2 separate regions of the Homo sapiens genome follow, and region 2 is linked to region 1. Evidence: chromatin loops called from intact Hi-C (ENCODE). Cell type or tissue: MCF 10A. All regions are shown on one strand. Each heading gives the region's core, and the rest is flanking DNA. Links, peaks and the distances in the headings are about the cores only.

Region 1 (16,692 bases), core at 3,266-11,265:
TCTTCTATTCTGCAGATCAGTGCACTGCAGCATAGAGAGGGAGGTGTATTAACTTTTGCCTATGGAGCTAGTAACAGGTAGAACCGGGATTCTTTTTTTTCATCATTTTTTATTATGTAAAATATATATAACAAAATTTACCATTTTAACCATTTAAAAATGTACAATTCAGTGATACTAAGTACATTTATAATGTTAGATAACCATTGCTGTTATCTAATTCCAGAATATTTTCATATTCCCAAAGAGAAACTTTGTCGCCATTAAACAGTAACTCCTCATTTCCCCTTCCTCTTGGATCTGGGATTTGAACTCATGAAACCTGAGATTAAAGCCCCAGGTTTAAGTACCAGGCTCTACCACCTTTAATGGTACCACCATTTTCTCCTTCATTGTGTATTTGACTTAATTCCAGGTTTTAGTGTTTGCTTTTTGTGTCGGGCCTCATGAGTAGAGCGCTCCATGGTGAAGGAATAGCAGCCATAGAATAGTTCCAGAATAATGGAGGCTTTGTGGCAAAGGTAGACATCAGGGTGCAAGTCAGCCTTAGCACTGCTAACTTAGCATCACTTACTAGCCTGCGGGTAGTTCTAACAACTAAGCAAGAAGGCCAGGATGTTGTGCTAAGCTGATGAATCAGTTTACAAATATGAACCTTTGCTATCCCATATCAATGGAATCATCAGGGGCTTCAAGTTTAAAAATCATTCAGCTTCCTATACTGCTATTTCCATAGCTAATAGGGAGAATATATATTGCTTTATAGCAAATCGCATGCTGGACTTAGTGTCTTTCTAAACTGTATATTATGCCCAGATGTTGAAAAGTCTTCTCTTGAAATTAAAGTAAATTTATGCAACTATATTATTTGGTAAGATCAGACAATTAATATTATTATTATTATTTTTGAGACAGGGTTTTGCTCTGTTGCCCAGGCTGGAATGCAGTGGCAGGATCATGGCTCACTACAGCCTTGGCCTCTGAGGCTCAAGCGATCCTCCCACCTCAGCCTCCCGAGCAGCTGGGACCACAGGCATGCACTACCACACCTGGCTAATTTTTAAAAAATTTTGTTGTAGAGACAGGGTCTCACTATGTTGCCCAGGCTGGTCTCAAACTCCTGGGCTCAAGCAATTCTCCTGCCTTGGCCTCCCAAAATGCTGGGATTACAAGCATGAGCCACCGCACCTGGTCTAATATTTTTTCTTCCCGTCTGATGTTCTATTATACATACCTATCATTATGTTACCATTTTGCAGTTGCTAAACTAAGAGCACGGGAAAAATTGAAGGGGCCAGGTAAGATGTAACAGAGAGCTGATATAAGAGTGGGGAAGGCCTTTCTAGAATCATGAACCCAAGTATTGACATCATAACAAAAAGTTGACTATATCGAAATTTAAAAGTTCTATATGGCAAAAGACAGCATAGACAAAGCTAAAAGTAAAAAGACAAATTGGAAAAAAAAAAATCTACAAAATAAGTGATAGGAAAATGGCTTCAGTCAACAGCCAAGGCAATCCTAAGCAAAAAGAACAAAGCCAGAAACATCACATTACCTGACTTCAAACTATATTACAAAACAGCATCATTCTGGTAAAAAAAAAAAAAAAAAAGACACATAGAGCAATGGAGCAGAATAGAGACCCTGAAATAAAGCCATACACCTACAACCAACTAATCTCTGACAAAGTTGACAAAAATAAACAATGGAGAAAGAATATCCTATTCAATAAATAGTGCTGGGAAAACTGGCTAACCATATGCAGAAGAATGAAACTGGACCCCTACCTCTTACCATATACAGAAATTTGGCCTGTCATAGTGTCTCACACCTATAATCCCAGCACTTTTGGAGGCTGAGTAGGAGGATTGCTTGAGCCCAGGAGTTTGAGATCAGCCTGGGCAACATAGCAAGACCTTGTCTCTACTAAACATAAAATTAAAAAGTACAGCTGGGCGTGGTGGCTCACGCCTGTAATCCCAGCACTTTGGGAGGCGAGGTGGGTTGATCAATTGAGGTCAGGAGTTCGAGACCAGCCTGACCAACATGGTGAAACCCTGTCTCCACTAAAAAAAATACAAAAATTAGCTGGGCGTGGTGGCAGGTGCCTGTAATCCCAGGTACTCGGGAGGCTGAGGCAGGAGAATCCCTTGAACCCAGGAGGTGGAGGTTGCAGTTAGCCGAGATAGTGCCATTGCACTCCTGCCTGGGTGGCAAGAGCGAAACTCTGTCTGAAACAGATACACACACACACACACACACGTTTTGTGGGTAGCTTGCTCAATAAAGCTAAATAATGTTAAGCAGGAGGGTGAAAGGAGAGACAAAGTGTCTTGAAATAAAAACACAGCAGAGCATGATGGACAATGGGGATTCTGGAGTCAGGACTAGGTTTGAAACTCAACTTCCTTACTTATTACCTGCGTGACCTTATTCAAATTACTTAGCCTCACTGAGCTTCAGTTCTCTCATTAATAAAATAGTAGTAATCATACCTTTCACCCAGAGTTGTCAGGATTAAACATGATGGAAGATATAACAGGCTTGACCCAGAGTGGGTGCTCACAAATAATAGTGTTCTTTCCTTCCCTTCAGACTTTGACATAGCATTAAATAGCCACAGCAGTCCTGAAAATAGATGCTTTTGCTAAACAGCACAATGTCCCAGTGTACTGTTTATACTGCAGTCTCTTTAAGTGTCAAGTAAGGGCATTGTTATGAAAGCTATAGGCAGAATATTTTAAAACCAGGAAGGGGGAGGAGAGCCAGGTAGGGAAGCTTTATATTTTCTGATATCCACAGTGGGTAATATTCAAGATTCAAATGAAGTTCAGAGTAACTTCCCAGATTTTAAATATTCTGTGTCATGTAAGAACGAGGAGGAATCGCTGATCAATTAGGTTTAAAAGCTACTGAAATTCTCAAGAATCATTTTAAAAAGGTACTTATAAATGCCCCTAAAGAGATGAGAATAACCTTCCCCATCGGCAGTACATGAGTTAAATATGTGGTTAATGATGATACAAAAAGAAGTGCTATGTGAAATATCAGTTCATGTGAGATGATGCTCAATATTAATTTATGGGATATCAATAATGTTTTAGTCTAAATGAAACTTCCCTGTATATAAAACATTCCTAATTATTGTTAAACCATTACTTTCCACTTACCATTGATCTTAAGGAAATGACTAAAATTTTTGGAGTGTGCTGACACGGCACTATTATTCTGGGTCATTATTCAGAGCAGGTGTCAATCTCTTTCACTTAATCTCAAAGCAGAAAAAATAAAGACTAAGTAGTTTTTCCTTTAATCGAGTCGCTTTCAAAGAAAGAAAAACACATTAAGATAAGAGCAACTTTTATAGGGATGTTAACATGCTAATACTCTTTGAGATAGGTGAAGCTTTTGATTTTCAGCCAGGTTCAAGAGAAAACATTAAATTTTATAGAGTAGTGAATACAATAATTCCCTATAGAACCAGGTCAAGCCATTAGCAGCCAATGGTCTTCCAGATGAGGTTCCCCAAGCTTAAACCAGGTGATCTAGCTGTCTATTGTTATTTTTTTTTTAATTAATTAATTTTTTTAATTTTTTATTTTTTTATAATGTAAGTTCTAGGGTACAGGTACGCAACGTACAGGTTTGTTACATATGTATACATGCGCCATGTTGGTGTGCTGCACCCATTAACTCGTCATTTACATTAGGTATATCTCCTAATGCTATCCCTCTCCCCTTTCCCCAACCACGACAGGCCCCGGTGTGTGATGTTCCCCATCCTGTGTCCAAGTGTTCTCATTGTTCAATTCCCACCTATGAGTGAGAACATGCGGTGTTTGGTTTTCTGTCCTTGCGATAGTTTGCTGAGAATGATGGTTTCCAGCTTCATCCATGTTCCTACAAAGGACATGAACTCATCCTTTTTTATGGCTGCATAGTATTCCATGGTGTATAGTGCCACATTTTGTTAATCCAGTCTATCATTGATGGACATTTGGGTTGGTTCCAAGTCTTTGCTATTGTGAATAGTGCCACAATAAACATACATGTGCTTGTGTCTTTATAGCAGCATGATTTATAATCCTTTTGGTATATACCCAGTAATGGGATGGCTGGGTCAAATGGTATTTCTAGTTCTAGATCCCTGAGGAATCACCACACTGTCTTCCACAATGGTTGAACTAGTTTACAGTCCCACCAACAGTGTAAAAGTGTTCCTATTTCTCCACATCCTCTCCAGCACCTGTTGTTTCCTGACTTTTTAATGATCACCATTCCAACTGGTGTGAGATGGTATCTCATTGTGGTTTTGATTTGCATTTCTCTGATGGCCAGTGATGATGAGCATTTTTTAATGTGTCTGTTGGCTGCATAAATGTCTTCTTTTGAGTAGTGTGTGTTCATATCCTTCACCCACTTTTTGATGGGGTTCTTTGATTTTTTTCTTGTAAATTTGTTTACGTTCTTTGTAGATTCTGGATATTAACCCTCTACTTGAAAGTTCATGTGGAACCAAAAAAGAGCCCGCATTGCCAAGACAATCTTAAGCCAAAGGAACAAAGCTGGAGGCATCACGCTACCTGACTTCAAGCTGTATACTACAAGGCTACAGTAACCAAAACAGCATGGTACTGGTGCCAAAACAGAGATATAGACAAATGGAACAGAACAGAGCCCTCAGAAATAATACCACACATCTACAACCATCTGATCTTTGACAAACCTGACAAAAACAAGCAATGGGGAAAGGATTCCTTATTTAATAAATGGTGCTGGGAAAACTGGCTGGCCATATGTAGAAAGCTGAAACTGGATCCTTTCCTTACACCTCATACAAAAATTAATTCAAGATGGATTAAAGACTTAAATGTTAGGCCTAAAACCATAAAAACCCTAGAAGAAAACCTAGGCAATACCATTCAGGACATAGGCATGGGCAAGGACTTCATGACTAAAACACCAAAAGCAATGGCAACAAAAGCCAAAATTGACAAATGCGATCTAATTAAACTAAAGAGCTTCTGCACAGCAAAAGAAACTACCATCAGAGTGTATAGGCAATCTACAGCATGGGAGAAAATTTTTACAGTCTAGTTGTCTCTTGTTAAACAACATTTCAAAGTTGATACGCACCTGCACCTCCAATCCAAGAGCATGGCATTTTTGAGTTACACCTGTTAGGATTTCAAGATGTGATTCTGAAAACTAAATCATACTAGGGTTAATAATTATACAACCACTGGTGTAAAAATGCATTTGTATGTCAAGACTGGAAGGGTAAAGTGTGATGGCTTCAACTAGAACATCAGCTTGTATAAAATTGCTCTGTTGCCCACAGACTCAGTGCAGATTTGTTAACCTAAAGGTACCATCTCCTTCAAATACAGCTGGCTTATGCTAAGACTCAAAAACTGGACTCAGGGCCAGTTGGATTGATTCCTCCATCTAACCCACAGAACTTCAATATTACATCTTATATGCAATTTTATGTAACTAATATTTATTGAGCACATTCTAAATGCCAGGCACAGGGCTAAGCACTTGACATGAATTATTTTATTAAATTCTCCCCAAAACCTTACAGGGCATAATAATATCTAAGACTATTTTTTCAGTAACTACTAGTGTCAGACATTGTTTTAAGCATGTTACATATATTAACTCACTGAATCCTTGCAGTATCCTAGGAGATAGATGCTGATATTATCTCCATTTTGTAGATGAAGAATCTGAACTTCAGAGAGGTAAAAAAAAATTGGCCCTGATCACACACCTAGTAAGTGACAAGGCTACGGCTGTCAAATCTCTTGCTGTCTGCTGCCTTTCCTCTCAGCATGTGAGCATGGAGCTGGGGGTCTGGTGGATCCTGTCAATCATATGTCTGTGGGCAGCACCTGACACATAATTTTTGAATCCAGTGCTAACTGAAAATGCAGGGCCTCTTGTTTAAAAGGCAAGGGAAAAGTGCCACCGAAGATAATAAATAGAAAGTTTTTTCTCTCTTGCAAAGTCAGTCTCTTGACTTGTCATGGTATGTTTTATTTGCTATTTAATGTCACTTTAAATAGCAAAAAATTAAAATGTTACATTATTAGCATTAATTTTACTGTTCATCTTTACATCCTGCACTGCTAGTTTTAAATGTAAATATAAGATCACTTAACTTGTATGTGAAATCACTCAAATCCCATAATTTGTATGTCATGGCCCGTACATACATATGTATTTTGTTCTTACCAGAACGTGGATACACTGTACAAAACAAGCTCAACCACCTTTATTTCACTTCTTGATGTGCACACGTTCTGCCAACTCTCTGCTTTCTGTTTACTTGTGATGAGGAAAGATGGAAAAGAAAAAGAACTATGGGCCGCCCTATCTTTCTCTTGCCTTCTATGTCATCATTTTCAGTGTATGTGGTTGCCTAACACAGGGGCCTAATGCAGGTAAGATAGGGTTCTTGGTTGTTTATGTTTCTTGGGATGCCATTGGTTTTTTTTGCATCCCAAGAAAGTTCTGGTTTGAAAGGAAAGCGTGACCTCTCAGGGCTGTCAGCCTCACCTCTCCTCTCCCATCCCACTCAGTCAGAGAGATCATGAATTTACCTTGTATTTGATTTGAGTCTTGCTGGATTTCCATGCACCTTGGGTCCACTGGAATTTGGTGCTCCTGAGGCATCATGAGCAAGAAACAGCAGACATGCCGTGATCACCAACCTCCTCATGCACATGCTCCACCAGGCTTCTTTTATAAAGCATAAGTTCAAAGATAAAATTATTAAGAATTTCAAGATGGTGACAGTGAGCCTTAAACCAAATATGGGACCATTCTGAGCATGAGATGAGGCCCTGTGTGACCAGGTATCACAGGCCATGAAGCCAGTCCTGTCTGTCTGGAATGGCTTTTGATTAACCAGGCACAGAGTTTGCATGGAGGCTGGTGGCTTTTCCTACTCACTGCCAATCTCTGGCTTGTTCTCAACTTTCCTGATTCTTGCATCCTCAAACCAACTTGTGCTCAGGACTACCAAAGTATGGGGTGCCTTCAGGCAGGCACTGGGACAGGCAACAGCAATGTGGGTTCTTTTCTCATCTCTGCCATGCCCCAGCTGTGCAATTCTGGGTAAGTTACTCAGCCTTTCTAAGAGTAAGGTTCCAGCTGCCTCACAGAGTTGTGAAGATTAACAGAGAAAATGCACATAAATCCCTTAGCTCAAGGGTTGGCACAGAGCAAATGCTTGGTAAATGTTAGTTAACAGTGTTGTGGTTTTCACAGTTTTGGATGCATTTTGCAGTTTCATTTATTTGGAAATCTTTATCCCTTCAAATAAGGTAATGAAGAAACCTGGTGAAGACCCATTTTAGAAGGGATGGAAACTTCCCAATGGGACGATAGCTAGATGTTTAACCACAAAATGGGCTTCAGCAGCATCCCTTTCCCCATCACTGTTAATTTAGTTAAGAAAAGCCTAAAATAAAATTTTGGAAGTGGGAAAAGGTCACTCTGAGTGATGTGGGCAGAAGGGATGAGGAGAAGCCTTCTCTAGGGATATGTTCATCTTTTTGGGAAGCTGCTAGAGGATTGGTCTCTTTTCCTTTTTTTGAAACAGGGTCTCACTCTATCATCCATGCTGGAGTGCTGTGGCGCAGTCACTGCTCATCGCAGCCTTGATCCTCCTGGGTTCAAACAATCCTTCCATCTCAGCCTCCTGAGTAGCTGAGACCACAGGTGCACACCACCATGCCTGGCTAATTTTTAAAAACTTTTTGTAGAGACGCTCAGGCTGTCTATGTTGCCCAAGCTGGTCTCGAACTCCCAGGCTCAAGTTATCCTCCCGTCTCAGCCTCCCAAAGAGCTGTGGTTACAGGTGTGAGCCACTGCGCCTGGCCTTGATCTCAAGCATATGAACTTTGGGTCATATTTTTGAGTGTCTCAGGCTGACCTCTTTTCTTCTCCGTCATCAGCTTCCTCCTGGATCCCTGCCCATCTATGAATTCATTAAACTAGAGTCACTCAAAGGATGTGTGTGTGGTGGTGGTAGGTGGGGAGTTCCCCAGACGCTTGCATCAGAATCACAAATGCAGAATCCTGGACCCAATGCCAAACCTTGGAACTAAAATCCCTGGGGACGTCTGACTCAAGAAACTGACTTTAATAAGTTGCCTGGGTGTTTTTTGCTTACTCCACTAAGTTTGAGAAGTTCTTTGGGAGCCTAGGAGCTGGGAAGAAAGAGACCATTTTTTGTTTTCTGACTTCAGCACTGGGCAGATCTGCTAATGTTTGCCGAATGTTGGAGAAATGACTGAACCCAAAGTACAGAGCTAAAGAATTTCTTCCCATCTGAGGCCTCTTGGGATGGTTTTATTCAGGCCTGATTAAGCACTAGTAAGGCTGTAAATGTCTTAAAATACTAAAATTCTTCCATGGGAGTTGGTAAATACCTAGTGCTTCCCCACTGGCCCAGCTGCCTAGTCCTCTCCCTTCCACTGCCCAGGATCCAGCAACTAAAGGTCTCCCAGGGGTCTCATCTATTCTCATTGGTCACTGCAGGTGCCAGTCAGCTCTGCATAGGTCCAACCTCTCTGCCACCGCCAATGGTACCTCGGGGGTTGGCTGTGTCCAGCCTATACTCCTGTTCTGTGGAGGGAAATGGGATGAGCATCGGGAGAATCTTGGGTGGGTGGTACCCCAGCCAGTTTACCTTGGTTCTGGTGTAAGCGCCCCTGTCTCCACACGTCTGACAGGCCACAATGGATGGAGTCCTGGTGGGTGAGAGGGCATTCCTAGTGGTGGTGCTGGCACCCCAGGGGGCAAATGCCCCAGGCCATGGCCACCGCCAGTGGAGGCACCCTTAGAGATGCTCTTGCATAGCTGCTCTCAGCAACTGCAGCCTCCATGAAACTCTGGCTCTGAGAAATCCTGGGAGAGACTGAGTGAGCATGAGGCAGAAATGTGAGTCCACAAACACAGGGGCTCTGCCAGCGCATTTGACAGATGAGAGGGCTGCTTGGTCCAGATGACACATGCAGAAGGCAATGTGGGGCTGGGGGAATTATGGGGTAAAGGTTCCCTTTTCATTTATTTAGTTAAGTTTGTAAAAAAAAAAAAATCACCAAATGCCCACCTATCACAGCATTAGCCAAAATACCTTTATTAATAAAAAGAGAGTGAGTGCTTCCATAGTACTTGCCCTGTGCCAAACACAATTCTTTTTTTTCTTTTTTCCTTTTATTTTTTTTGAGACAGAGTTTCGCTCTTGTCACCCAGGTTGGAGTGCAATGGTGTGATCTCAGCTCACTGCAACCTCCGCCTCCCAGATTCAAGCGATTCTCCTGCCTCAGCCTCTCGAGTAGCTGAGATTACAGGCACCCACCACCACACCCAGCTAATTTTTGTATTTTCAGTAGAGACGGGCGTTTCACCATGTTGGTCAGGCTGGTCTCGAACTCCTGACCTCAGGTGATCCACCTGCCTCGGCCTCCCAAAGTGCTGGGATTACAGGTGTGAACCACCGTGCCCGGCCCCAAGCACAATTCTTAACTCAAGTAATAAAATTCTTAACTCGAGTCGCTGTAGTTATCATCACCATCCTCATTCATAGTTGAGGCAACTGAGAACCAGGCGTCAAGTAGCAGAGCTAAAATTTGAATTCAGGCAGGCTGACACTAGAATCTACACTAATAAATACCTCTTCTTTTCTTCAGTTTACATTTAGAAATGATTTGTGTGTGTGTGTGAGATCTGGAATATGTAAAAATCTCAGTCTGTAATATGACAGCTAGAAACCTTTTGCATGAAATTGCAATGATTTTATTTCTACAATAAGTAGAAAACTCAGTGATGAACTCTGAATAAGGCTGTGAGGATCAAACAGTCATCAGTCCCTGTGGTTTCAAGGAACACTAAAGGGCAAGGGGCCACTTAAACACTTAAAAACAGAAACAACATGCTAAGCTCTTCCATTTAGTATGTCAAAACCAGCTCAGAAGTATGTGACAATCCAGGCAATGTATTACAGTTTCTAGCCAGTCCAGTCATGATTCTCTGGCAAACTGCACCGTCATGGTTGTGATGCATTGGGATGAGAGGTACTATATAAATGTCAGATGTTACATAAATGTCAGAAATGATTATTGTTTATTAACGAGGGCTAAACTGTTTCTAAGCAAAGCTCCATCTCCCAGCCAATGTGTTCTTAGCAGAGGTTCCAACCACCAATAACCCACAAGAAGGGAATGCTTACCCCTGGCTCTATGAAGGAGCCCAGTTGGGATCTGGGCTTGAAAACAGGGATTGAGTTGGGCCCAGTGCCACCCCTTGCTCATCAAGTGATCTCAGGCCAGCCCCCAACCTTCTGGTGTCTGCCTTAGCTCACCTGTAGAATGGGAATAATTATAATACCTGTCCTACTTCTGGTACCCGGGTTGGTGTGAGAAACAAGGGAAATCACGTGGTCGCAAGCGCTTTGTAAGGTGTGAGGGGCTGCGAGGTTGGCATTGGTCGTCTAGAATCGGGCTGGATTTAGCCTATGCCTTCTCTTTGAATCCTACTCAAAGGGAGAACTTCTGAAAGGAAATTCAGCAGGGGGATGGTGACAGTGATGGTGACGGCCGGATACTGGAGACGCCAGGCTCCTCTCGCTGCAGACCAGGCGCCCGGATCCTGCAGTCTGGCCCTGGCTCTGCCGCTCCCCAGCCCGTGAGCTTGGGCCAGTTACCGAAGAGGCTCTGGAAGTGACAGCCAAGGGCCCTTTCGGCTCTGACGCCGTGTCTAAATCAGGCTCATCACTTGGCTCTAGCTGTGATTCACCTTTCGCCTTAGGAGCAACTCTCCCTACAGCTTCTCAGACGCATGAAGCAGGGGTCCCGCGAAGGGTGGGGCTGTGTATTTCATGAGAGTGTGCACCATAAGGAAGTTATTCTCCTGGAGGAGGTGAGATGAGGGGGCGGTGAAGAAGGGGTGACAAGTGAGTGCTCTGAAAAGCCAGGATGCAGGGAGCACTGAAATGAGGTCATGACTGTCGCAAGCAAAAAGGAGCTGGACATCCTCCGGTGGGGGAGGGAGGAGCGTCCTGCATTTCTGTTTGCAAAGTCTTTTCCCACATCCTTCAGCATCCCCCTCCCCACCTCTCCCCTACCCCCATCCCTACACCTTTCAAACCCCATCAGGCCCTCCCCGCAGAAGAGCCCACGCCCGCGCCTCCTCCGTGGTCTTGTCTGAAACCATAAGGATTGTTTCCAAGCTGACTCACACCACTAATGTCAGGGAGCCGTGTCACACGGCGCTGGGCTCTGCAAGCTGTTGCTTGCGCAGTCGCCCCCGCCGCTGCCGCTCCCGGGCGGGTGCACCAGGGTCCGCGCGGGCGGGGCGGGGTCGGGGCGGGACCGGGGCGGGGCCTGCCCCCTCGACGCGCCGGCCCCGCCCCTCGCTCCGTCCCTCCCCAGCGGACCGCAATGATTTAGAAGTTCAGGAATCCCACGTGACGTCACCGGGGGGGTGATGTAATGCACTCTAAATAGAATGTATTGTAATCTTTGCTCAGTCCAACGTGGTCCCTTCACCCGGGCTCCGCTCTTGCCTTCTCCACACTTGTTTGGTAAGTTCCTAAAAATACGGCTCGGCCACTTCTGGGGCTTTTGCATTTAGCCACTTTTGTTGCACTTGCCGCAGGAGCCATCTCGGGAGTGTACTTGTTTGCAGGGGTTGGTTCTCGGCAGCAGCCGCGAGGTTACTTGGTCCAGTGGGCAGGTCACAGGGCAAGGAGTAGGGAAGATGCGATGCATTTTTTTCTGGAGGGTGATCTGTGTTTGTAAACATTTTGGCGGACCAGAGGGAAGTCCGGCCCCGAGTGCTGGTAGACTGTGGAATTCGGCTGTGTCCTGAGGCCACCCTAGAGACCCCGCGCCGCGTGAGTGCCGGAGCGCTCGGTGGCCGCCGCGCCGCGCGCCTGGAGGGATGCTAACGTGGAGCCGGCGCCGAGTCCGCCCGGCGTGCGTGCGTGTGTGGGAGCGCGCGAGTCCCCTGACGCGGGGACCAGTTATGAATCGGGGGTGTGTGTTTGCCTCCAGAGACCTGGCAAGGTGCGGAGCCCTCCAGAAGTGCGGTCAAGCGGCAGCGGAGACGGCGAGCCAGGAACCTCCCCCCGCGTCCCCAGCTTCCCAGCGTGGCGGCGGAACCCCCGGAGAAAGTTTGCAAACTTCCAGCGGGCGCGGCGAGGACGCCGGGTCACCTAGGGGGCGGGTGGGCGCGCGCGCAGGGGGCTCGCTCTCCCCGGTGCGGAGCTGCAGCTGCCACCTCTCCCGCCGGGCTGCCGGCTGCAGCGGGTGGGCGCGCGCCCGGGGAGGGGAGGTCGCCCTCGGAGGGCGCTTGGCTTTCGCTCCAGGCGCTCCGGGCTGGAGAGCGGCGAGGCTCCGTCCGCTCCAGTCCACTCCTCCGGCCGCCTCCTGCCTCCGCTGCTTTCTTGCTGGCATCGTTACCTCTTCCCGGCCGCTGCCCCAAATGACAGCTCCGGCTCGAGCTTTGGCGGCGCCCAGGCAATTCCCAAGACCTGGCGGCGGAGTCTCCCCCTGCGGCAGATTCTCGGCAGAATCACTTGAACTTTTCACGAAGTTCTTAGAGGGGCAAGATGCGAAGGAAGGAACCAAGGAGATGTTTTCTCTCAGCAGCTGCATCCCGCTTCTTCTTTGCCATAGATTTATTTTTAAGGGGCGTCTGGTAGATAAAGCCCTAGACCTTGTCCACACTCTCACCCCCATCCCCAACTTTCCCTGGACCGGTGCCGCCCCCACTTGATGCTTGCTCAAGGCCGGGGACTGGAGCGGGCTACTTGTATATTTCGTTGTCAGTCTGCAGAATGTGTTTGATTTTTATTTTTCCCTCCTTCTCTGACATGTGTCAAGGAATAAAGACTGGATACAGGTCCATTACGTCATTCTGCAGGCCAGTAAGTGTTTGATTAACGGCTTGAGCTCCTCAAGGGTTCAGGAGCTTAGAATGCTGACAAAGCAACTCTGCTTTGCATCCCCCTACCCTCCCCACAACACACTCGTGCAATCGCCGGCTCCCTGGGCATCTTTATTGCCCTCTCTTCCCAGCCCCTCCCTCTCCACCACTCCCCCGTCTACACCGTTATCACTCTAGCCCCGCCCCCGCCTTTTTACAGCTTTCCCTGGGGCGAGCACGGTCCCTGGAGTGTGGGTAAAAGCTTCTGGGGTCTGAGGGGACCACTGTACCTGATCAGCGCGCAATCCGCCCTTTTGTATTATTTAAGAAAGGCACCAGTAAGCCTTCTCCTCTAGGGCGAAAATGCTTAGTCCTGATAGAAAAGGCAAATCAGGAAATGTTTGCAAGCGTTATGATAATACTCTGTCCTCGTGGTGGTGACTTAGGAAAGCAATACACCCACTGCAAACAAAGTATTTCACTTTACGTAGTGCCTGCCCTTTAGCAGAAGAGGGATGCTGACAAAATCAGGTTTAGCTGAAAGGATCAAGACTAAACGTTTCATTTCCAAAGTGAGGGAATGTGAGTCGTTGAACCTAAACTTCCATACAATAAATTGCTGCGTGCGTTAGTTTCTAGCTCTTAACCTTAAGTTTCTATGTTGAAAGAGGAAGTCGAATACGTAAGTCATTGAACTGAGTCAGAACCTCCGTATCTGGCAGTTGAAATAAAGACCCTGTGTATGACTTGTTGCAAGGGATCAAAGTAAAAAGAACCCTCGGTGTGGGGGGTGGGGGGGTGGGGGCGTGAGGGAGGTGTGCAGCAGAAATTAAATTTAAAAAAGTATTAACAGAGTTTTGGATAGAGGGAGAGAGGGGATTGGAGTGGTCCCTGATTTGGAGTTGGTGAAAACTAAATAAAGAAAAGTTTATATTGCAAATATGTGGGAATTTCTTGAAGAACACATGTTTTCTTATAATTAGATCTACTTTCTTCAAAGCGAAAGCCATGCTGTAGGGTAGGCATTTGTGAAACTCCTGTCTGGGGTCTAATTGACATCCTTCCCCAAGTCTGTGGCAGGATTTAGTATTTATTCACATCTAGAGATGAAATAGTGTAACCTCCACACAATATATGTGCATCGAAAATGTTGAACTTCTTGTTTGTGATGCATAGACTTAAAGGAAAAAAAATGGCCCAGTCATGGGCACTGGAAAGTGTGATTAATGATCAGTGATTTAGTGATCAGTGATTAGTGGTTTTATTCAAACTGTTACCTCTGACCAGAAGCACACATCAGAGGATTAACAGGCTCTTTAGATAAATGCTCATTAGTGGAAGGGGAAAAGCAAAGATAATAGGCATGCACCCAGGGACAACTTTCGAAGAAAATCATTCCCGTCTTCAGAATAATAAGCTCTATTAACAGAAAGCCCTTTTAATTTAAAACTTGCTTTTATCTTGTAAATCAAAGTTAGATGTAAAAGTTTGTAGTGCCATTATAACCTAAATTTTCCCATATCCACTAGATGTGGATTATCTCAGTAGCGATATTTTTTTTTATTTAAACAAACAATTGGACCTTTAGAGCAGCTGAACCCTGACAAGTTCTTAACTCCCAGGGTTTGAAAGTGTCCCCCCTTCTAGCATGGAGATTGCAGCTTGCTAACTAGATGGCGCACTGTTATTTGGTGTTCTCTGCTGCGTAGCGCAGGAGTATAAACTGAGCATGTAGCTGCTTGCGAGGTGTTCTTCAACATTTACAACAAAGTTGATTCTGTGTAGGGTTGGAGGCTAGACAGTTCCACAAATTTTTAGTCACATTTTCCATGTCAGTTAAATCTAGGGAGTTCAAGACTACTGGAAAAATTAGTCTCATTACTAAAAGAAACTTAGAGAACGAGGGAGGTACCAGAGTCTAGGAGGTACCTCTGGGTTGCAGAAGTAATTGTAAAATACCAGACCTGTTCTTTTTACTAAAAGCTAGTTTCACTATCTTCTGGTCTGAAATACTGAGGCAAATACTCAAGACTTATTTTCTTCCTAATCTTGCTGGTGAAACAGAAGTTACTAGAAAGAAAGGAAGAAAAAACTTGATTTGGTGACTGCAGGAAGCAACACGTTGCTGCTTTTATTCTACAGATAATGGTAAGGATGATGTTTATTATGCATATTAAACAGAGAGAAAACTTTGCACTTAGTTAAATAGAACCAATGTTGTATTTTCATAGATGGAATTCAGAAATGGAGTTTAGATTTTGCACAAAATTTTAATGTTGCTTTTGTCAGTTTCCTGGGACTTATAGCATTTTATGTGGAAGGATGTGTGTGTGTGTGTGTGTGTGTGTGTGTGTGTGAATAAGACTATTATTTCCCAGGTAAAATATGTTCAGAAGCATATGAACTACAGTGGGGAAGCTATGGAGCATGTTAAGTAATGTGTCAAGCATGAATTCCCCTTTCTGTGAGGTTTCATGAATCACTTCAATAAGTATTTAAGTTTTAATAAGAAAGTTCTTGAAAAAGAAACCTAAAAATTAAAAAAAAACAATAAAACAGTTTTCCGCATTCAAACCTAGATGTGTATGCCCCTGAAGGATGATTCTATGGGTTGAATATCAACTATTACTTTAGTTCTAAAACTTAAAAGAAGAAGTATAATAAAACTCACTTGTGTCTCCCCAGAAATGTTTCTCATTTTCCTTTGCTTATAGCATTTTATATGGATCTCTTATTTTTAAATCCTTACTGATTATAGTGGTTTTTATTTTTCAACTTAACTCATAGTAAACATATTTGAAAATATCTCCAAGCCCACTATTTTTAATGTAAATTGCTGGTGCCGATAAATTGCCTGTCAATTAGCGGTCAGTCGTGACCTTATATAGTTGATACCTGAGAAGATAGTTTATTAGAACATTCCAACAAAAAATTGGAAACCATGCCCTTATTTCTAGATCTCTGTTATGTCACAGCTTTTATTTGAATAGGTGGCTAAATGAATGGTAGTTTGTCACAGAGACTTTTCCTGCATAGATTTTCAATTCTAGTAAGTTTAAGATTTTTGTTACAATGATTTGTCAGTTTCCCACACCTGCACATTCAAAACCAATCAATCATGGAGTTTCCATGATGGCAAGTTCCTAGACTCCCAATTTCTTACTATAATCTACTTTTTAGCAATGAGGTATCACAATCCTATAATATTTTCTTGTCATTGGAGTTTACTTCTTACTAAGCTAAAAATTATTTTGTCGGTGTGTAGTGTTCACTAGATCACTAAGATGTGAACTTTGTATTTGTAGTTCATTTTCTTCTGGTTATGTTGTTGGATTAAAATTGGGATTTGAGTGGACTTATTATTTTTGTCATCTTTTCTTTCTTCTCCTTCTCCTTCTCCTTCTTCTTCTTCTAAGCAATGCAGTTAGTCACAAAATTAATGTGATCCTGGCTGGTGTTTCCCATCTATATGCTTCTTTTGCTTCTTACAAATTGGATTTCTACAGCAATTTAAGGTCTTTTTTTTTTTTAGAGGCAGCTTTCTTGGATGAAGATGGAACAGTGATCTCAGTCAATTCATTATCTTGTCCACTTTGACTACCAGCTGTATTATGGGAATCAACCAATGCTTAATTAGTGTTTAAAAATTTAAATCTATGACTATTTCTCTGAATTCTATTTAAGAAAATTATACAATTGAGATAAGGTAATAAACTGGGGGGCAATTGCCTTAAATATCTAAGT
Region 2 (16,692 bases), core at 5,394-13,393, 110 kb before region 1:
TGTGGGGATTACAATTGGAGATGAGATTTGGGTGGGTACACAGAGTCAAACCATATCAACTTCAATCTTTCATTATTCATGTATCTTCTTAACTGTTAGCCCCAGATTCCGCTAATTTTTATAATAGTAATTATGTCTCAGATTTTCTGGTTTAAATATTTAGTTTCTTTCTACTTTACTTTGATCTCCTCCTCCTCCTTTTTCTTTTAAAATAAAGACACAGCTAACCTAATGATTTTGCAATTCAGTATTCCCTACCCAGGACTGATTACATAAATTCTAGGTGTAGTAAAAAATAAAAATGCAGTGTCCCTTTTTCCAATTATCAAGAATTTTAGAGACAGCAACAGCAGAGCATTTATCCAAGTGTGGCTCCCTCTGAGCCCAGGGCCCTGTGAGACTGCATAAGTTGTAGGCCCATGAAATGGGTCTGTGCTGTGGGTCCTGTCCATAGCAAAGACATTGTCTTTGTACAGGGCAGTGATTAAGAGTGTAGATTCTAGAGTCATTAGATCTGGATTGAAGTCCTTGCTTTGCTAATTACTAGCTGAAAGGCCATAGGCAAGTTACTTATTTTCTCTGGGCTTTAGTTTCTTCACCTGTGGAATGGGGAAAATAGTATCACCAAACCATATTAAATGAGCTAAGATATATGTAACATGCTCTGGCATAGTATTGCCCAATAAATGTTTGCCGTGTGTGTGTGTGCATGCATGTGTGCATGTGTGTGTGTGTGTGTGTGTGTGTGTGTGTGTGTGTGTGTGTATTGTCCTACATTGTCCGATTGCCTGTAGGCATAGCATTCACATCTTTGAGGATTGAAGCTCCATCATTTTTCTTTCTCTTTCATTTATTGAAACAGCTTTTGTGTGTGTATCACAGTTGTTAAGAGTTAACCTGCTCCTTCTCAATCCCAAGAATTTCAAATGATACATAAAATCTTCATAATTTGTAACCACAAGTAAAAGTCAAATGCTCTAATTTACCTGCATCTTGAAGCAGTGTGGGTTAAAGGCACTAGAACAGCTTGGCCTGTTTTCTGTTTCTTGCTCTATTACCTGGTCTGTGTGGTATCACACAGAGTACTTCCCTTTGCTCTCTTTCCATTGCACAATGTATGCTATGTAACATTTCTACACCCTGATCTTTTCAATATGATATTTATTTAGTTATAGGTGCTATAGAAACAGACAGATCAAGGTGATAATCATGTCTCCAAAACCAGGCTGGTGATGAAGAGTGGGTCTGACCAACTCCAAATTGAACCCATTTTGAAGAGGGCTTTCCTGAAGGGAGAAATGCTCCATGGCTCATTGGAAGTGAATACAGACTTGTCAGGACTATGGCCTTGGAGCATCTGCCAGTGGTGCTGAGAAGACAGAGGTCAGGGACAAAAGCCTAAGCCAGAATGAAGTCTGTACCATTTAGTTGTTGATTGACCAAGTCCTTCCCTGGGCCTTTTCTTGTCACTTAAGACATCAGGATACTATTCCCTGCCTCAGATGGCTGTAATAAGGATTGGGAAAACATAAGGGAAAGTGTTTTGTAAACATAACCATAGCTCCTATAGTCTGTCACGATCTCAAGGAACAGCTGAGGAATATATGTCTGGCAGGTGAACAAAAATCAGTGCTTGTAATGATTCTTCCTTCAGGAGTCCCAGGGTCCAGAAATTTGCATATAAAGGAAACTAGTGACTTTGTGATTCAGAATATTTATACCATGAAACAAAAGCTGGTGCTCTGTAGTCAGATAGACTTGGATTCTGGTCCCTACCCAGCCATTTACCAATCGGGTGTCTTTGTGTAAATTGCATAAACGCTCTCAGTCTCAGCTTTCTCTTTGGTTAAATGGAACGAATAACAGTGCCTTACGTGGTCATAGGATTGTCCTTTTACAGTTAAATGAGATAATGCAAAGCCAACCACTTGGTGCTGTGGAATTGCAGCTTGCAGACCACATTTTGAGTGGAAGAGTCTAAATTACATACAGTGACAGGGGCAAGTTACAGTTTGTTATGACCAGCCCAGCAAGCATTTTTCCAGGAATGATTTGGAACAATCCCATCACCTGTGGAACACTCACTTTGGCTCAGAGAGTCAAAAAGAGTCTTTTAACTTTATTCCTTCACAAAACAAATTAAAAATCAGTAGCCACGGATCATTTCCAAGGGGGCCTTTAAACACTTCTTGAAAAAGAGCTTGGCATGGCTTTAGGCAGCTTTATGCAGGTTTTAGCTGCATTTTAACCTATAAAAACCAACTTATGAATCTATGAAAACCACAGTCAAATTAGATACATTTCAAAAATAATTGAGGTCAGAAGTAGCTCTTCTAATTTTCTTGGGCCATTACAGCATTGGATTATGAAAGAAAATTGTGACTGTGAAATTGAGGCCTTCTCGGGGTTTATTCTGAAGACAGCCAAGCTCGATCTTTATGACCATGGCCTCAAAGCAGTTGAAGCTATTCTCTTCTAATATTTAATGTTGTGGTACTTTCTTCAGATCCCCCATTCAGGATTGAGGGGCTCATCCCCTCAACTGCCAAGAGCATGTTCATAGCTGGGTTTGTCCTTGGGAATGGCCCACTAATGGAAGAGAGCAGCCTTGACAAGGTCATGCCCATCCAATGGTGGGGGGAGGGGAGGGCTGGTGGAGAGGGAAGAACTCAACTTCTTGCCTGTATTTGGGACAACACTGAAGGGCTCCAGAGCCCCTCGAGCGATCTGTTGAAACCTTTATTGTAACTGCATCTCTGTTCAGTGTTACTCTCTGTCCAACCTGCCTTCTATAGATACTGTTTGTGTTACTCCCAGTAAACCCCTTACATAGGGAACCTGACCTAAGATACTTCTCTAGGATTACCTTCTGAGACTTCAATAACCTAAGACCAGTGGTCTCAGCTTGGGATAATTTTGGCACCTACGGGACATTAGGTAAAGTCTGGAGACATTTTTGGTTGTCACAAATAGGGCGGCAGTGGGGAGAGGGTGTTACTGGCATCTAGTGGGTAGAGGCCAGGGATACTGCTAAACATTCTACAATGCACAGGACAGCTCTGATATGGTTTGGCTCTGTATCCTCACCCAAATCTCATGTCGATTGTAATTCCCAATGTTGGGGTGGGGACCTGGTGGAAGGTGATTAGATCATGGGGGCAGATTTCCCCTTCCTCTTCCTGTGATAGTGAGTGAGTTCTCATGAGATCTGTTTGTTTAAAGGTGTGTAGCACATCCCCCTTCACTCTCTCTTCCTCCTGCTCCAGCCATGTAAGACTTGCCAGCTTCCCCTTTGCCTTCTGCCATGACTGTAAGATTTCTGGGGCCTCCCCAGCCATGCTTCCTATACAGCTTGTGTAACCATGAGCCCATTAAACCAATTTTCTTTATAAATTACCCAGTCTTAAGTAGTTCTTTACAGCAATGTAAGAATAGATTAATACAAGCCCCCACAACAAAGAACTATCCACCGCACAATGTAATAGAGTAGAGGTTGAGAAACCCTGGATTATATATGTTTTGATCATGGCTCTTTATTTCCAAGTATAAGAGGGAAGATGGAAAATAAGTGTTGTAATTCAAATTATCAAATAGTGCTTAAGGTGAGAAGAAAACCTATGATCATGAGCTCCAGCTTCCCTCCCCCAGCCTCATTTCTTCTTTCCATGTGGCTGTTGACTCCAGATACCAGTTTGCTCTAAAAATGCCCTCTGCAGTAAGGCCCCAGAACTTCTCCTATTGCCAATTACAGCAGACAACACTGGAAAATATGAAGCAGCACTTCTCATTAATAGTGTTTCTTTGCTTCCTTTTTTTTTGTTTGTTTTTAGAGACAGGGTCTTGCTCTGTTGCCCAGGCTGGAGTGCAGTGGTGCAGTCATGGCTCACTGCAGCCTCAAACTCCTGGGCTCAAGTGATCCTCCCACCTCAGCCTCCCAAGTAGCTACGACTAAAGGTGTGTGCCACCATGCCTGACTAATTTTTATTGTTTTTTTTTTTTTTTTTTTTTTGTAGAGACAAGTTTGCCCTATGTTGCCCAGGCTGGGATAGTGTTTTTTAAATGAGGTTTTTCCTCTGTCAATCTGCTTCTGCTACCCCATCCCCCTGGCTTTCCACATCAATAATGACTCTACTCACCTATTGCTTTTTGGGAAGGAATTTTTCATTAACTAAGAAATAGCTGATTTGCTCCTTGACTTAGTGCTGGGAGGTCTCATGCTTTCATGAACTGGAGCTATTTCTTGACCCAAATCAGGCCAGACTGAGTTTGCATTACAAACGTGCCACATTCAGCAAATAGTTGACATTGCAGACTGTGATTTGCCTTTGAAGGCCAATGCTGACTCCCCGAGGAATCAAAGCTTTCACCCCAGTGGGGGCCAGGCAGCTGGTGACTTCTGCATACTCCTCCTCTCCCATTTGTTCAGGAATGAGACACACTTGGGGGCTTAGACTACGGTTCTCTGAATTGTTTTCATTCAGAGGGTGAGGTGGGGGAAAAATATGTGGTGGCAGAAAATAAATGATGAGTCCTTTTTTGCGCATGTCAAGTATGAGATACCTATTAGCCATGAAGTAGAGAAAGTGGGTGAGAGGAAATGAGAGGTCAGGGACAGAGAGAAAATCTGATTGACATTGAACTGCCTGTGGGATAGAAGGAAAACTAGTAGATTGTAGGGTTAAGGACAAAGAGGGGAAAGTATTTTAAGAAGGAGGAGCTGTGTCTAATGCTGAAGAGAAGTTTTAGTAAAGTGAGAACAGAGAAAGAAAGTTAGATTCCCAAACTCAGAAAATTAAATGAGAAAGGAACAGGCAGCTAGGACACCCACTTGGCGATGGTAAGAGTTTGTGCCTTGGCTGCAGTATATTGATTAATAACAGTCTGCTGAAATGGTCTGTAAAGGTAATTTTGAACACCCTCTACCACTGTCCCCTGCCTTCACTTCCCTCATCTCACCCCAAATTGCAAGGCCCTGAGCTTTTCATCATTACAAGAGTGTTTAATGCCCTCACCTAACTAATCAAGAGGATTCCCCCAAGTGAAACAGAAAGGGAGACGTGACAGAACCATGGCCCTGAGTGATTTGTGCTCATGGTCCCTTGAGTTGCCTCCTTTCCACACCATGCCCTCACTACATTGGTTATGGGCAGGGCTGTTAGACATGGCGGAGTGGCAGAGCATTGGTATGAAGCCACTTTACCTCTTTGAGCCTTGGTTTATGTTAAGGGAGAGTTTGGGACTAGAGGATCTTTAAGGCCCCTTCAGGCTCCAATATTGCATAGATCTGAAGTGGTTCCATTTCATTTACCAGCAGTGAAAAGCAGCGTGCATTCAGCTGTTCCGTCAATTTAGTCAAAGCAACACATTTCCCCTTCTTGAATTTACCTTCAACAGAGGGGGAAATGTAGGCGGCATTATTCCCAGCATGTAGAAGCTCTGTCTGAGATTCTTAGTATTGCAGGGTACATTTACTTTTGCTAATGATCCCTGAAGCTGACTGGTTTCAATCGTGTGATTCGAGCAAAGCACAGACACTCTGATTTGCAATAACGATGCCGTGAAATCAATATCGAAAAACCTTGGGCTATATGAAACTGCTGCTACTCAGTGAATCATACTAGGCAATATTTCCTGAAAGATAATGGGTTTCAAAACCAAACATAAATCTTCAGTGACAGGTTGGCTATTTGTCATGTTTTCTGGTGGTGGAATTACAGCAGCTTCAATAAAATCCATTTGGTGGTTGGGTTTTAGATTAATATCTGATACAATCATGGTCTTAGGGCCACAAGAAGTAAAGCTTAGAGGGAGGGAAGCAAGTTTGCAATTATTGTAGGGTTCTAGTACCCCTTGTGCCAAATGTTGGCACAGAAATTGCTCAAAAATTACAAAAAAGCAATACAATGTGGGACTTTGAATACTAAGCACTGTAAAGTGATACTATATTCTTGAAATAGTAAACATGTCTTCCATATGTGGCTAAGTGTGCCCAAGACTGCCAACTGTAATGCAAAGCAAATTGATTTGCAACTGTTTTGTTCTCAACACTTTAACTCCTGGCTTTCCATTTGACTCCTTGACACAAAATAATTAACTCTACATTTTTCTTGACTTAGCAGAAATATTTTCCCCATGACAAGGAAAATGAAATTGATTTTCTGATTAAATGACTTCAGTTAGTCCTTCTGAGTTAATATTGCTTCCCTGTGACCGATGAGTCAGCAACATTTATTGAACCCCCACTGGGCAAAAAGTATTTACAAGGTGTTACATGAATCTATAAGAACAATAACTTTCTGGCCTTCCTAACCCATCCATGTTTGGAATTAAGCAGCTATTTCTGTCTAGATGCCAGGTTGACACCTAATTCTCTCAATATTGTGGAGAAAGGGAAGGTTGTCTTGACAACAGTGTGGAAAAAATCAACTTGAAAAATTTATTTAACCCAAAACTGTAGTCTTAGCAATTGAATGTGGATGCCAGTTCTCTTGGTAATTTAGGCCAGTATCAGGATGGATACCTCTTTTTAAAACAATGAATAAAATGATAGGTAACATAGTCACAGGTTACAAAAACTAGGAAAGTACAAAGGATACACAGTAAAAATCCTCCATCCCATCCCAGTCCCTCAGGTGCCATTCCAGTCCCCATAGGTGTCCACGGTCCCCAGTTTTCTTTTATGTCCTTCCAGAGATATGAAATGCATAAACAAGCAAAAACATAAAGAATATTTGTTTTTTATTTTATTTTAATATGAATAGTGACATACTATATACATGTGCTTTCCAAATAATAATATTTATTGGAGATTCTTTTATAGCAGCACAAAGAGAAATGTTCCTGTTCTTTTTAATGATCCCCTAGTATTCCATTGCATAGATGTACCATGATTTATTTAACTTGTTCTCTATGGTTGGATTTGTTTCCTGCCTTGATTTTTACAAGCAAAGTGCAATGGATAACTTTGCATAAATGTCACCTTTCTTATACACTAGCATAGCGACAGGGGAATAAATTACTAGAATTGAGATCACTGAGTCAAAAGGTATGCAACATGTATTTAGCGGATAAATGGAAAGATGAATGCATGGATGAATGGAGGCTGACTTGATGTAGATGATTTAGTGTCATTTTAATTTACATCTCTCTTATCAAAAGTATACTTGAGGCCGGGTGCCGTGTTCATGCCTGTAATCCCAGCATGTTGGGAAGCCAAGGTAGGCAGGTCACTTGAGGTCAGGAGTTCGAGATCAGCCTGGCCAAAATAGTGAAACCCCATTTCTACTAAAAATACAAAAATTAGTTGGGCGCGATGGCATGCACTGTAATCCCAGCTACTTGGGAGGCTGAGGCAGGAGAATTGCTTGAACCCGGGAGGTGGAGGTTGCAGTGAGCCGAGATCACGCCACTGCACTCCAGCCTAGGCAACAGAGTGAGACTCCATTTCAAGAAAAAAAGTATACTTGAACATTGTGTCATGTTTCATGTCTTCATGGGTGGCAGTTTCCCTAAAAATTACAAATGGAACTATCATATGATCCAGCAATTCCAATTCTGGATATATTCATACATTTTCAATTTTGATAAACACTGACAGGTTGCCCTCCACAGGGGCTGTATTAATTTATTTTTCCACCAACAAGGTATGAGAATGCCTATTTCTTCATATCCACCCTAACATAGCATGTAATAACATAGCATGTTAAAGGTATGTCAGCCATGGTTGGGTGCAGTGGCTCATGCCTAAAATCCCAGCATTTTGGGAGGCTGAGGTGGGTGGATCACCTGAGGTTAGGAGTTCGAGACCAACCTGACCAACAAGATGAAACCCCGTCTGTACTAAAAATACAAAAATTAGCCAGGTGTGGTGGCAGGCACCTGTAGTCGCGGCTACTTGGGAGGCTGAGATGGAAGAATTGCTTGAACCTGGGAGGTGGAGGTTGGAATGAGCCGAGATTGTGCCACTGCACTCCAGCCTGGGCAACAGAGCGAGACTCTGTCTCAAAAAAAAAAAAAAAAAAAGTATGACAGCCTTTTTTGACTTTTGCTAATCTGAAAGTGGAAAATTGTATCTTAATGCTTTCGCAGTGTTGGGAGAAGGCAGATCAGGGGCTGGATCTAGATAGAATCCAGGTCTACTGTCTTCTAGTCCAGAACTCTTCCCTCCAGAGTCTCATACAGAAGTCACAAACAACACACAGTAGGCATGCAACGTATGTTTACTGGATAAATAAAGAGGTGGATGCATGGATGGAGGATGATTTGATGTAGATGGAATGGTTAGTGTCATTTTAACTTATATCTCTCAAGTATACTTGAACATTGTGTCATGTTTCATGTCTTCGTGTATGGCAGTTCCCCTAAAAATTAAAAGTAGAATTACCCTATGATCCAGCCATTCCAATTCTGGGTACATACCCAAAATATTTAAGGCTTATAAAGACTTGAACAACTATTTGTGCACCCATGTTCATAGCACCATTATTTCAATAGCCAAAAGGTGAAGGCAACCCAAGTATTGATCAACGAATGAATGAATAAACAAAATGTATATCCACACAAGGGAATATTATTTCGTCTTAAAAAATGGGAAGTCTGACACATACTATAACATGGATGAGCCTTGAAGACATGCTAAGTGAAATAAACCAGTCACAAAAAGAAAATATTGTATGATTTCACTTTCCAGAAGTACCTGGAGTAATCAAATTCATAGAGATGTAGAGACAGGCTGCGGAATGGGAGGATTGGAAGTTAATGTTAATGGGTATGGAGTTTCTGTTTGGGAAGATGAATGATTTTTGTGATTGTTGTGTGGGTTCCACAACACTGTCAGTGTGCTTAATGCCACTGAACTGTACACCTAAAATGGTTAAAGTGGTAAGTTTTGTATTATATATATTTTATAACAACAAAAAGTGGGGATATTGAGTTCTAACAAATATCTTTTCAGCATCTATAAAAAGGATCATGAATTTTCTCTTTTGCTGCAACTATATGATGAATTAAATCAACAGATCACCTAATATTGAGTCTTTCTTGGCATTTCACAAAATAACCTCAACCAGGTTATGGTTTAATTATTTTAAAATGCTGTTGGGTTCTTTTTACTAATACTATATTCAGGATTTTAAAAAATTGAAGCCCATAAATGAGATTGTTTTGTTTTTCTTTTGTTTTCTCTTCCTTCTTTCCTTCCTTCTTCCCTTCTCTCTTTCTCACCCTCCCTTCTTCTCTCCCTTTTTTCTCTCCTTCCTTCCTTTTGTGCTATGTCTTCTATTTTTCTCCTGAGTCTCTCCTTAATAGCTACAGTATTTTTCTCTGACTCAGCTACACCATTGCCAGAATATTCCAGCTATATTTCTACTTAGTCACAAAATTCTGAATGTTTTATCCTGTTGATAAATTATTTCTATTTTGAATAAAAAATACATCCTAAGGAGAGACTGTGAGCTTTTCAAATGATGTTGCTATTTGAGAAATTAGATGACAGTGTTTTGAATCATATTAACATATTTCACGAGCATTTGTTGGTCACCTTCTATGGGCCAGTGACTAAATTAGATGTGGGGAATAAAAATATGGCTGAGATAAGACTTTTGTTTGGTGGAGACAGAGGAGTAAACAAGCAATTGCTGTGCTGTAAGATAAGGGCTATGAAAGAAGCATGTTCAAGGTGCACAGTAGGGGGCGCCTGGGGGCCTCAGGGAAGACTTCCTAGCTGAATCCTCCACCTCAAATCTTGTTTCTTATAGTATATGCTTCTTCACCTAAACTCAGAATTGGCACGTAGCCTCATGTCTGGTAAAATCTCCCTCTTCTACTTATCCAAGGGTTGTCCCAAGATCCAAAATACTTCTGGTGACTGTTTGTACCTTCTTTGGATTCATAGACTTCTCTGGAGATAAGCCTCCAGAAAGTGGCCTGCCCAAGGACACACAGACAGTAAGTGGTAGAGTCAATGAAGGACTGATTTACTGTCAAAAAACAAATGTGCTAGGTTCCCATTGTGTGCTGAGAACAGGCTCTGGGGATGACAATGGAGAAACTGGAGCGGAGCCCTTCTGAGAAGGACTTCAAGATCCTCAGGAAATAGCCAGACCTGATGGTGTGGGCCTCTAGTCCCAGCTACTCTGGAGGCTGAGGCAGGAGGATCACTTGAACCCAGGATTTGGAGGCTGGGACTATACCACATCACTGCAGTCCAGTCTTGGTGACAGAAACAGACCCTGTCTCAAAAAAATAAAATAAAATAAAAAAATAAAAAAAAATTCAAGAAGTAACAAAGGTCTTTGCACTACTTACCTAGTGCCAATCTGGGTAATTGTGTTTGTTCAGTCTTTGTCTTTCTGCTAGGACTGCCAACAAAAGTATCAACGCTTGCTAAGTGGGCCAATGTTGTGTTCATGTCATTTTCTTAGGTTTAAGCTTGCTCTCTCTGCATTTGTGCCAGGGAAGATTTGCAGCTCCTATCACTTTAAAATGTCCCCTGGAGTTACATTTTGTTAGATCTTGAGCTCCAGCAAGATTCTCTGCCAAACTTAGTACAGTCTTGGGGCCTCTTGAGTTGTGGAAGCCGGAGGTGCGCCATCTGCTTACTTTAAAATCACAGTGAATGCTGTATGGAACTGGTTATTTTCAGTTCCTTTTTTTTTATTTCCGAATTTTATTTAAATTTCAGGGGTACATGTGCAGGATGTGCAGGTTTGTTACATAGGTAAACGAGTGCCATGGTGGTTTGCCACACAGATCATCCCATCACCTAGGTATTAAGCCCAGCATCTATTAGCAATTCTTCCTGATGCTCTCCCTCCTCCCCACCCACCTTCCTACAGGCCCCAGTGTGTGTTGTTCCTCTATTTTCAGTTTCTATATAACTTTCTGTTCCTTAGACATTTGTTTCTTGGAACCTACATCTATAAGAAGCTTAGCTATATTTCATATTGAGTATTTTTCCCATGAGTGGAAATTCTAAATTGAAAAAAAATCAACTAATCCTACACACAATTCTGTAACAGTGTAGTCTAGGTAAAATGCAATACTAGAATGCCATTCAAATTCTTTACCCGAGAATTAGCTGCAATAGCCAGAAACTAATGTGGCTTTTCAAATATTTAGGTTTAGCGTAATTATAAATGTACATAACTAATGATTCATGAACTCTCAAATTATACATCTGCGTTTGATTTTATGTTGAAGTGTTTTTAAATCCTCAGAAAATGATGTTACCAAATGTTTCTGGCTCACTAAATGTTCTATTTAAAAAAATTCTTAATCAAAGGCAAAGACTCATCCGGCACCTTCATATAAAATTTGATGAGTGGGAGATACATTTCTTGTAATGTAAATGTAAATGCATCCGGCTGAAGGAATTCAGAGACAATCTTCTGGAATCTTAAACACAATTAATAACCCACCAAGATGATGATCACTGGTGTTTTATATTCCTTCTGAGAAAGGCTATAAGACAAAGCATGGATTGACTGAAGATGGAAATACATGTGACAAAGTCACAGTGTGAATGGACAGGTTAGGTCCCCCATCCCATCATCGTCACTGTCTTACCTGACTGCTTACTGCTTATCATCCTGACGGTGCAGGATTCTTCCTTGGCCAGAGAGGATTTTGCTGGAGTCAGAAATTCAACCAACCGTATTGCCACTGGGTGGCACAATTGGAAGTCTCTAAAGAGGTCTGGGCTTTAAAAGGGCCTCTCCCTCTGTCCGAAGGACTGGGATTTATAAATACTAAAGCTGCCGGCCATTGTGATTGCTTTTACTTTGGGACTGTTTATAAAAGTGAGGGAGTCTGTGGCCTTTCAAAGAGTGTGGATTTCACATTGGAAGCCTCTGTGTTGTTATTCTATAGGAAATTAACTGGAGTATTTTTTAAGTTTGTCTTATTTTTGATCTGATGAATCCAAGGAGTGGAGCAAGAGGCAGATTTTGGACACGGTTATGAGAATGACAGAAACTGCCTAAAGCATTTATGCTCTGGCATTCGTCCCTGTTTCTGGAGGTCCAGTAAGGTAGGCAACAGCCATGTGTAGCTATTTAAATTAAAATTAATTAAGATTGAATAAATTAAAAATTCAGACCCTCAGTCATACTAGCCACATTTCAGTTGCTCAACATGTGGCTACTAGCTACCATATTGTACAATACAGATATGGAACATTTCCCTCATTGCAGAAAGCTCTAGGCAAGGCTACTGATATTCTTTTGTTATTGTCCTCAAAAGAATAGACAAATACTGGATGTTTTTTGCTCATGCTACCTGAAAACCTTAGGAAGTGTTATTCACTAGCATTGATTGTGCAATGTGACCCAACAAACATTTATTTAACATTTACCCTATGTTAGATAGATATATTTTGCAATGCTGCAATGTTGTGTTACCAAAGTTTAGGAGCCAGGGCAAACTAATATACACATTGGATAATGTGTTTGATGGACATCAACATGGTCTTGAAATTGAATCTACATGTTGCGTATTGTAAGAATCAATCTATACCACTAAGATTTTGATAATTAAATGTAATTATTCAGTCAGTCCTAATTTCTCCGGATCCATTTTTGTGTAATGTGTTGCCCTTTTCATCCTGTTTTCCGTTTTGTTATTTATACTGCTTTTTAGCTTTATTTATTTATTTATTTATTTATTTATTTATTTATTTATTTATTTATTACTACCTTAGGTGTTTCATTTCACTCATACAGGGAGGGATGCTCACCTTGTCAAACTGTGACCCTCCATTACCCGTGCAAGGATTGCTTGAACTAGGCTTCTCACCTTCCTCATATGGTGCTAGTTCTCAAGTTTTGGCTCCCATTGAGAATATCACATTTACACACTGACTGAATGGGCTGTGAGAAGATAATTTGCTTGTCTAATATTTGTGTCAACATTCAGGAGTTTTGATTACATTTATATGCCGTCAAGGCAGCTTGGTGAAAAATGAAAATTTCAGGCAATTTTGTCCTTTTCTCAACAGAGCGTATGTCCATCTCCAGGTGGCTGGTGTTGGGTGGACAATAAACAGATTCAATTCTACAGTTATTGAACATGTCTATGTGCCATGCCCCTGTGCGTAGTACCTGTGGGGACAAAGGTGCATTCAAAACAGCCCATGCTTTTGAGGAGTTTTCATACTAGCAGTAAAAAAAATACACATTTAAACAAAAATCCCAGTGAACATTTCCTGTTGCCAAAACGTTTTGAAACCATGGATAGTCTGTGCCGAAACTGGTTGAGCATTAGTGTGTGTGATTTAATGTGATGAAACACATTTCACACGGAGTTAGGGAACTAATATGATTTTTTTATAGACTCATCTTTCTGTAGGACAGTGGTTATCAAACTTGGCTGCACATTAAACTCTCACGAAGGGCATTTTTTTAAAAATACTACTCTTCAGGGCCAACTCCTGAATAGTGGTTGTCAAAGTATGGTCCACAGACACACAAAACCTTGGAACTTGTCATAAATGCAGATTCTCAGGCCCTGGTCCAGACCCCTGACTCAGAGACTGGGTTTGGGGTCCACCAATCTGTGTGTTAACAACTCCTTCAGTGATTCAGATATTTAGAAATTTAAGAACCACTGCTCTAGAGACTGTGATTTAATTGGTTCACAGTAGGATCTACATTTTGATCTTTTTAAAGGCTCTTTTTAAAGGTGACTCTAATATGTAGACAGATTTGAGAACCACCGCTCTAACAGAAAAGTTGCTCAAGCTTACTTTTTGATTAGGAACTGTTCAGGTTGGTGTGACGTCAGAGAACCAGTTATTTCAGCTGTCCTTGGATTGTGGTCAACCTGTCTGGCAGGGATTTTCATGCGTTTCAAGTACATGAGGGGAAGAATCCACTCACTCTAGACTAGTGTGTGTGGGAGCAAACTTTAGTGTTGACCAAAACCCATTGGGAAATAATTCCTAAACTGAGGTAGACGAGTGCTACTCAAACACAAATGTTCATACAGATCACCTGGGGATCTTGTTATTATACATGCAGAGTCTGCCAAGGTAGGCCTGGGCTTGGCCCGAAAGTCTGAAAGTCTGCAATTCTAACAAACTCTGAGGTGCTGATGTTGTAAGCTCTGGAACTTTGAGCAGTGAGTTAGAAATTATGACTCAGGTCCAACCCCGGATATACTGAATAAGGATCTGCATTTTAATAAGATCCTTATTGTCTAAAGGGACTCTATATTCTAGAAAAAGAGAAAGCATTCTCATCTCTGGAAGACACAGCCTGGCTATGAATTTCTGTTGTCTGTATTGCCAGTCCTAATCTTAGAATTAATTGTAGCTTGTCTGATTCCAAATGTTTGTTCTGTTGTTTACAGGTTTGTTTTGTTTAGCTCAGAGGAGGAGGATGCACAAGGCATATTCATGTGACTGAGTTCCCGGGGTTACTAATGTGACAGAAACAATTGTTTAAAAAGAATTTCTTTGGATTTGATGTCTATTCTTAAAAAATTTCACCTTGAGACAAATTCTCTGGAGGTTTGCCAAATAGGAAAAGTGACTGAGTGAAGTCAGAGCTTTGATATCTGGAGAGGGTGTTTTAAATGGAAGCTACTTCAGAAAATAATAAGCAATTGGGTTGGAAATTGAAATTCGTTAAAATAGATAAACTCAGAGAATATTTGAGTGGCCTATGTGTCATCAGAAAAGTTAATTTCTTTCATAATAAATGTGGTATATTATTTAAGCTAAAAATAACAAAATGTGAAATTTCAGTATCCCTATATATCACATTAAAATATTAATTCTCTAATTTTAAAGCACCAAATAAATAGCTGCATCACATTAAGTATTTCATTAATAATTTGAGGGTTTTTTTGGACTGATTTTTGGTTTCTACTGAGAAGACATACCCATGTCAAATTAATTTCCAAACAAACATTTATGCAATTCTCTAGTGAATATTACATGTTAAAAATCTGCCTTAGTTCAAATGATTCACACATGTTAAAGCTGAAATTGACAATGGACTTTAATGTGTTTTTGTCATGTTTACTGTTTGGAAATCAAACTACATGGAACATAATTATCTAAATTGCAGGATTTTAATATGATGAATTCATAGGATTTAGAGCTGGAGGAGATATTAGATTTTGAATCCAATCCCTTCATTTTGTATGTGGGGAAGCTGAAAGCCAAAAAGTTTTCATGCCTCTTCCAAAGTCCCAGAAAGGAGGATTTAGGGTGTGATGTGCTGGGGCCAAAAGAGGCAGGCAAGGCCATGAACGTCCTGCTCAGGAGCTTGTGCACGCCCGCTTTCACCTTCCATGGAGAGCCAGCCCTCTCTCCAGCATGGAAAACAACCACTAAAACACCACCTTTAAAGACCAATGTGGAAAATTACTTTAGGAGAACAGAAAACCACATCTGTTTGGCTTTGGACCCACAAGAATTACATAAATCACCTCTTGTTTGCCCACCAATTATGGTGATTAAATTACTATAAAAATCAAACTTGAAAGAAAAGCAATGCTGTTCACAGAATGATGGCGGAATATAGGGTTGCTCTCCCATCACCCCTCACCAATATTTTTAAGAAAATTCAGAGCATAGGTCTATATTGCTAGTCCTAATCTTGGAATTAGTTGTAGCTTGGGAGGTGCTGGCAGGAGAATCGCTTGAACCTGGGAGGCAGAGGTTGCGGTGAGCCAAGATTGTGCCATTGCACTCCAGCCTGGGCAACAAGAGCAAAACTCCATCTCAAAAAAAAAAAAAAAAGAATTAGTTATAGCTTATCTAATTCCAAATGTTTGTACAATATATGTTTAGTAAGCAGACTACGATGAACCTTATTTATTTGGGTAAGTGCGATTGGTTCTGGACTGCCCCAATTCATAGGCATAATTTTTGAGGCCAGTTGAAAATTTGGGCCCTCACTTAAATGTTGGCACAGTTAACTAAGACCCAATAGAAAAACAAAGTAACATATGATTACATTTCATTTTACAAGATAAAAGCAATAAAACATTAAGAAATACTATAACAATAAATCAAGAGGGGGAAATTAGCCAGCCTTTATCTAGTTAACATTTGAGGATTTTAATGTAGAGAGGCTCTTACCTCTGGTTTTCTAACTTTGCCGATGTAAAAATACATGAACACCTAATAAATGCATATGTGCTTTTTGATTAGGTTGCTTCACACAAATATTTGCATGGTTGCTGAAGATGAACAGGAATTTTATATTGTGTTGGACCTTCTATGAGGCAGTAAAATAATAGGATTGATATAAATATCTAGTTTTGCCTCCCTGTGGCCAATTTCTTACTTTCTAAAACTTTATGGATACAATCCAAAATATACACATGTACATACATATTTAACTTAATGTTATTGCAGATAAGAATTTGAGAAATGTGGACCTGATTAATGTTAATGGGATTTTATAGTATTTTTTGCACAAGTGTTCAAAAATAAAATTTAAATATATGCAAAGAAAAACACACATTTAATTTACATTGGCAGTAAAAGTGGAATAAAATAAATATAGTTTTAGAATAAAAATCAGGCAACCTTGCTAATAAGAGAATAATAAATAGCTCAAAAGAACAGTTGCTTTTTTATGATTCCAATATTTCCATTTGGAATGCTATAATGTGGCTCAAATGTATAAATTAAACAGTGTTATTCTAGTACCTAATGATAGCAAGAATAAACATAAGGCT

The links. Peaks named below come from ENCODE experiments on the same cell type or tissue, not always from the same donor. Only the 100,000 strongest peaks of a DNase experiment are listed, where the experiment ranks them.
Region 2: it touches region 1 in a loop (5-fold over the local background); 5 of 110 quality-filtered maps call a loop at or near these places.

The regions. Positions count from the first base shown.
Region 1 is chr7:28,397,822-28,414,513 of GRCh38, forward strand. CREB5 (cAMP responsive element binding protein 5) reads left to right here and starts at 14,697. Exons shown (of 11, transcript NM_182898.4): 1 at 14,697-15,096. The coding sequence starts at 15,094. RefSeq lists silencers at 11,089-11,383, 11,352-11,421 and an enhancer at 14,694-14,783. In MCF 10A, for the core only: no CTCF peak of the experiment used is centred there; a DNase peak (open chromatin) is centred at 8,060.
Region 2 is chr7:28,287,414-28,304,105 of GRCh38, forward strand. It overlaps a transcript of CREB5 not described here. Among named protein-coding and RNA genes, the nearest start is that of JAZF1, 110 kb to the left of the region's middle. RefSeq lists enhancers at 3,393-4,360, 4,361-5,328, 5,329-6,294 and a silencer at 4,157-4,451. In MCF 10A, for the core only: CTCF peaks have their summits at 9,675 (motif pointing right) and 11,684 (motif pointing right); DNase peaks (open chromatin) are centred at 9,708 and 11,678.